Regions from separate parts of the Mus musculus genome. Here region 1 is linked to region 2. The links are chromatin contacts, found by Hi-C or POLR2A ChIA-PET in ENCODE. All regions are on one chromosome and are shown on one strand. Each heading gives the region's core, a stretch centred on a gene start or an enhancer-like site at or near the end of the contact. The rest is flanking DNA. Distances are from core to core; before and after follow the strand shown. Region 1 holds the start of B930095G15Rik (RIKEN cDNA B930095G15 gene). Region 2 holds the start of Farp1 (FERM, RhoGEF (Arhgef) and pleckstrin domain protein 1 (chondrocyte-derived)).

Region 1 (2,700 bases), core at 144-2,643, 210 kb before region 2:
GGATCAAGACAGAATGTTCAAAACAGAGCGTCTTCTCCCAGGTAGGTACATGCTGACAAAACGGTATACAGTGGAACAATGGAAAGAATGTTTCTTAAATTTATTAAACAAATGACAGAAATGAGAATGAAGTCCCCAGCCTTTTCTACTTGAGAATTAATTCAGTGCATCAGAAAATTTTAATACAACACATTATTACCTCAAGGATTAAATGCACACACAGAGAGAACAGGAGGAAATTGTGTTAAAAACATGGGCTGGGCTGGTGAGATTCGGTTAGTGAGGTTTGCAGCAATTTTCCAAGGCAGGAAGAGGTGAGAGCAAGGGGTTGATGACCCTTCAAGCCCTCTAGATGCTCCTGGAGAGAGCGGGCATTCTTGGTAACTGAAGAGCTAAGTGTGGTCTTTCTGTAGCATTGCAGGCAGAGGGTCAAGGTCTTGCTTCTCACACTGGAAGCCAGGGGAAAGGGAGCTGGGGGTGCAGCTGCGTGAGACAGACGCTCATCACCAGGGATGACAGACCGGCCAGAACCCTGCATGCCCCATTCCCACCTCCAGACTCTGTAAGGGCCTTTGTCTTCTGCCATTTCCCACCACTGTTGAATATTCTGAACCAGCCCAGGGGGCTGCAGTGCTGCCTGGCACCAGTGCACACAGGCGCAGCACCAACCTTTGCTTTGCTGACGTGACCTTTCGAACTCTATCCCAACCACTATAGGGGCAGGTTTTCCATACCAACAACTGTCATCTGGAGACATCGCAGAGCAGCTAACCTGGCCCAGAGTCCTTAGGAAGAAGGACAGGTGCTGCCTTGCATGCGAAGCTGCCATCTAATACCAGAGCCACAAACATGCAGGGGAGCCCCCTTCCGGGCTGTGCCCAGTGGCCATCATGGGCTCAACAGAGTCACCCAAGAAAACCTCAATGGAGAACCAAGCAAAGCCAAGGCTGTGTGGAGAGCTCTCTCTCTCTCTCTCTCTCTCTCTCTCTCTCTCTCTCTCTGAGAGTTTTAAGCGCTTCCCTAGCTTCTTTCTGGTCGGGCATTCCATTGTTTTCTTGGAGAGCAACACGTCTCTGGGTGAGAGGTTTCTGAGAGTGCTACGCTCTTCACTTCATGAAGACCTTTTTCCAACAGACCTACCCCTTTCCTTGTCCCTGCCACAGCCGGTTAACATAAACCCACACTTTCAACTCTGCTCCCAGGAGACATACTCGGAAGTATGTATCTAGGCTACTAAAAGGGAGAACCACACAGCTTTCTGTCCAATTGGTGGCAACCAGACCACGTGGATCTTTGATTTAAGCTGACTCCACATCTGAATCATTATGGAATTTTTTTTTAAATGCTTTTCATTAGTACCTCTTTCGTAAAAAAAAAAAAAAAAAAAAAAAAAATGATATTAAGAGGCATGCTAATTTTGGCCTGAATGCCAGGCCTTTGTGTTAACACCCAGTACCTGGTGCCTCCAGTGAGTTCATTTCCTGTTTTAAGTTTCAGCTCATCACATGGGAAAGGGGTGGATTAAACCAAAGGAAAAAGCAGTGCCAATCAGTTCTTTGGCCCCACCCCCTTTTAAAATCTTGTTCCCAACACAGGCTTTCCCTCCTGTGTGTTTGTTTGGCCAGCATGAAGCTACAGTCTGTTCCTTGCGTTTAAAGAAACTCTTGCACTTCATTGCAGAATTCAGCGACAGCAGAACAGACCTGAGCCGTGCAATGTGATGGAGGGAAACCTTGGAGGAACACGGAGGAGCAATGGGTTCGGATGGGAGAGAGGAGCAGGAAACAGCTTGCCATGGGAGTTATAACCACAGTGGCTATGGAAATTCTAGCTAAACCCACGTAAAGGGCTCAGGCAAAGCCAAGCGATCAAGACAGAGGCACACAGAGTCAAACCAAGCCTGACTGACTAACTGCAGGCTGGGTCCACCTGTACCTCTGAGGCTCATTCAATAAGGGCTGCGCCTGTGGCAAGCACAGCGCTGCTCAGAGAGGGCAGAAAGCACTGTACGGGGAGAAAGCAGACTGAACTCCTGTGGTCAGGGACTCTAGATAAAAAGGGAAAAAGGGGACAAAACGAACCTCTAAGCACATTTACCATCAATTCACCAATGTTAAAAATGTTTCCTATCTGAATTTTAATCCTCCTTTTACAAAAAGCTTGGCAACGTACAACCAGGGAGACTTCTGAGGTCAACTCCCCCCAACTCCCCCCCCCCCCCCAAGACTCAGCAGGCCAGGGGCTGACTCTGCATCTAGGTTCTTCAGGCCTGGACTTTTTTTTTTTTTTTTTTCATTACTTGGTTTAAATCTTCAAAGATGTTCTTGAGGAGAAAAAAGTCTTACTACTCAGATTTTAAGCGCAGGGCCAAAGAGCGGGGGTGGGGTGGGTGGGGAGGGGGATGGCCGTGTAAGAAATTCCTGAATATGAATCACACATATAAGAAAGAATCTGGCCCAAAAGCTTCCTCTAATTAAATGCCTATCTAATAAAATACCATCGATGGCATCCAGATGACTGTTTCAGGGGCTGAGGCCGTTCACATTGGGCTCTGGAACTCATTAAGTGCATTTCTTCACGCTAAAGGAATTTCATGCCTTTTCAGTTTGCTCTTAACAAGGATCCACATGGGGAACCACTAGATATATTTCAAAATAAAATCTAACATAACATCACAATGTAAGGGGTCCTAGAGCATCC
Region 2 (2,700 bases), core at 22-2,521:
AACAGCCGGAGGCCACTGAACTCCGGAGCCGGAGCCGGGGAGGGGAGGAGAAGCTGAGCCTGGTAAACTGTTCCAGATGAGAGGCAGTTATTCGCTCCCACATCTTCACCAGCACGTCTCAAACCTCGTTCCTTTGTGAGCCCTACCTCCCTATTTTCTAGGGGGACTCTAGAAAATCCCTGCCAGCCGTGGTTTCCGGGTCCCAACAAGGAATCTGGTACTCCTCCACGACCCCTAGGTCTAAGACTCACCGGGGTCCGGATGGATCACAAGGCTAAAGTTTTCCGAACTTAAATCGTAAAAAATCACAATCAGAAGTTCTGAACTCCCCGTCCCCCCACACAAAAATAATAATATATATCCTGTGCTTTAAAAAGGGAGGGGGAAACTTCCCCCTCCATAAGGCAGAGAGTAAAGAGAAACAAGATCTAACTTAAGAGGGCGTGTTCCTCTTTGTCACCCACCGGGAGGTTCTCGCCGCCCGTGGGCGAGATGCAGTGACCCGGCGGCACGGCGGCACCCGTGCTGCCGGGAGACGGACCTCCAGAGCCGAGATTGCAGCCTGAGGTCCGGAAGAGGCGTCGGGGGCGCTGTCACCCGGCAGGGTGGGATGGGAGGAAGCGGGGGAGGGGCGCCCAAGGAGAGGAAGCCAAGCTGGGGAGAACCCACGAGCTCAGAGCCCCGCAGCCCAGGTCCGCGGAGGTGAGCTCCACCGGTGCCCGAGGAACCGTGGCTTCTGCTATTGTTGCGGGGCCTGCGGCCGCCGGCTACAAAAAGGACCGTTCCCGTGGACTCCGCAGCCAGCTCGGCCGGCGCCCAGGGCCGCGAGCGCGGGGACTCGCACAAGTTGCCGCCGCGGCCCGGTCCACCCAGGCGGCCGCCCTCCCGCCGCGGTCATTGTTCGCCGCACGCCTCCTACCTCGGTGGCTCCGGGTCCGGGCTGCGGGCTGCGGGCTGCAAGGCTGGCGAGGGCGCGGCGGCGGCGAGCGAGGGGTCCCCGCGGGCGGCGGGCGCGCGAGCTAGGCAGGCGGCGGCCGGCCGAGGTCCGAGCCATCAAAGGTGGCGCGGGGCGGAGGGGAGGGCGGAGCAGGCGGGGTGGGTGGGGAGCGAGCTCCGGGTCGCCGCGGCCGCCTCGACGCCCGGCCCGAGCGCCACTCGCGTGGGGAGGAGCGGCGCAGAGCGGGCGGTGGCCGCGTCCCCGCCCCGCACCTTCTCCGGGCTCCCCGCTCCCCGCAGCCGCTGCGCCCGCGCCGGGACCAGCCGCCTCCGAGGCTGTTGAGCGGGAAATGAGGGCCACCACTGCCCCTCCCAGGGCCTGGGCCGAGCCCTCGGCAGGGGGAGCCTGGGCACAGCCTGGGGACGGCGGAGAGCCACAGCCCCCTCCAGCGTCCGAGCCGTGACCTGCGCCCGCACAGCGGCCCCGCCCCGCTCCGCCCCGCCCCGGAGGCAGGTGCGCAGAAAGGTGGACCGTGGGCAGGGCCACGCCACCCTGGAGCTGTGCCTTACTTGGGCGTGTGGCAAGAGCTGGTGTCTGAGCTGCACCACCAAGCCAAGAGCGGGAAGAAGCGCCACCGCGGAGACGCGAGCGCTAGTCGCTGGTGTCCAGCGGGATGCGGAGGCCCGGAGGGAGATTCGTGGCACTGACTCCGCAGGTCGCCTTTGGAAGCCTGACAGAGAACTACGACATCACGTGGAAAGCGTTTTACAAAGACCCACGAATTCCGCCCCCCACCCCTTCCAGGCCACTAGCGCAGGCTTCCGGCACCACCCTAAGCGGCGCGGTATTCAATGCCAGAGACACAGGTGCCACCTCTGATGCTGCTCGGGCTCAGTGCCCACCACCTGAGCGAATCCCAGGACAGTGCCCAACCCCACCTCTCTCCGACCAGGGACAGCAGAATGCCCTGCTTAGTGTGGCGAGATTTAGAATGACTTGCAGTTATTTGATTCCGTTTTTTTTTCCCCCAGAACTTGGTGATATAGTCGGAAGATTCATGATCAGAAGGCCCACGATACTAGGTGACTTTCAATCACTATCCCCACCCACTAGGTGCCATTTTTCCTTCGTCCTTCTTCCCTGTCTCTGTCTGGGAAAGATCTTGGGCCACTGACCGTATGGAACACAGGAAAGCCTTGTTCTGCCGGATCCAGAGGCTAGTGTGGACCCGCCCCTAGAGCCAATTTGGCTCAGATTCCGGTCATTTTCCACCCTGGAGGAGTTCACTGACCTCAGTCGCAACTACAACGGAGCTACAACTGAACTTAACCAAGTGAAATTGTCTCTGTGGCTAGGGAGGGAGGCTGAAGACATGAAAGCTTGATTATCAGAGAGGGGCACCTGTAAGTCATGGGAGTCAAAAGCAGTCTGCGGAGGGTTGGGGCTGTTTCTTGCATGCTGCAAAATCCCTCTGGCCTCTGGGGAACCAGACAGGCCTTGGGCGATTTGCTAGAGAGAATCATGGGTGGGTTGGAAGCTAGCTCTGTGGCCAAACTGTGTGTGGCTTTACAAGTATGGGTGAGCTATTTTCAGCCAGTAATTTTCTTAAGTGTAGTGGTCAAACTGCCACCAAGAGCAGCAGCACTCGATTTTAAATTCCTCTCCCACTCCTCCCCAGAAAGTCTCCTCATGTAGCCCAGACTGGTCCTCGTGCCTCTACCTCTTAAGCATTAGGATTTCGGTCTGAACCACCAGGCCCAGTA

The links. Hi-C counts contacts between places; a loop is a spot of excess contacts on that map. ChIA-PET counts read pairs that join two places held with the same protein, here RNA polymerase II (POLR2A).
Region 1: a map of Patski shows a loop between it and region 2 (2.2-fold over the local background). The contact joins the promoter of B930095G15Rik here to the promoter of Farp1 in region 2. A Hi-C loop is called at or near these places in 1 of 37 maps with a recorded cell type or tissue (Patski). POLR2A ChIA-PET finds 5 or more read pairs at or near these places in 2 of 5 experiments (Patski and embryonic stem cell).

Annotation. Positions count from the first base shown.
Region 1 is chr14:121,247,399-121,250,098 of GRCm38, reverse strand. B930095G15Rik (RIKEN cDNA B930095G15 gene) reads right to left here and starts at 1,393. Exons shown (of 1, transcript NR_155502.1): 1 at 1-1,393. All of the region lies in intron 13 of Farp1 (FERM, RhoGEF (Arhgef) and pleckstrin domain protein 1 (chondrocyte-derived)), which reads right to left.
Region 2 is chr14:121,034,145-121,036,844 of GRCm38, reverse strand. Farp1 (FERM, RhoGEF (Arhgef) and pleckstrin domain protein 1 (chondrocyte-derived)) reads right to left here and starts at 1,271. Exons shown (of 27, transcript NM_134082.3): 1 at 920-1,271.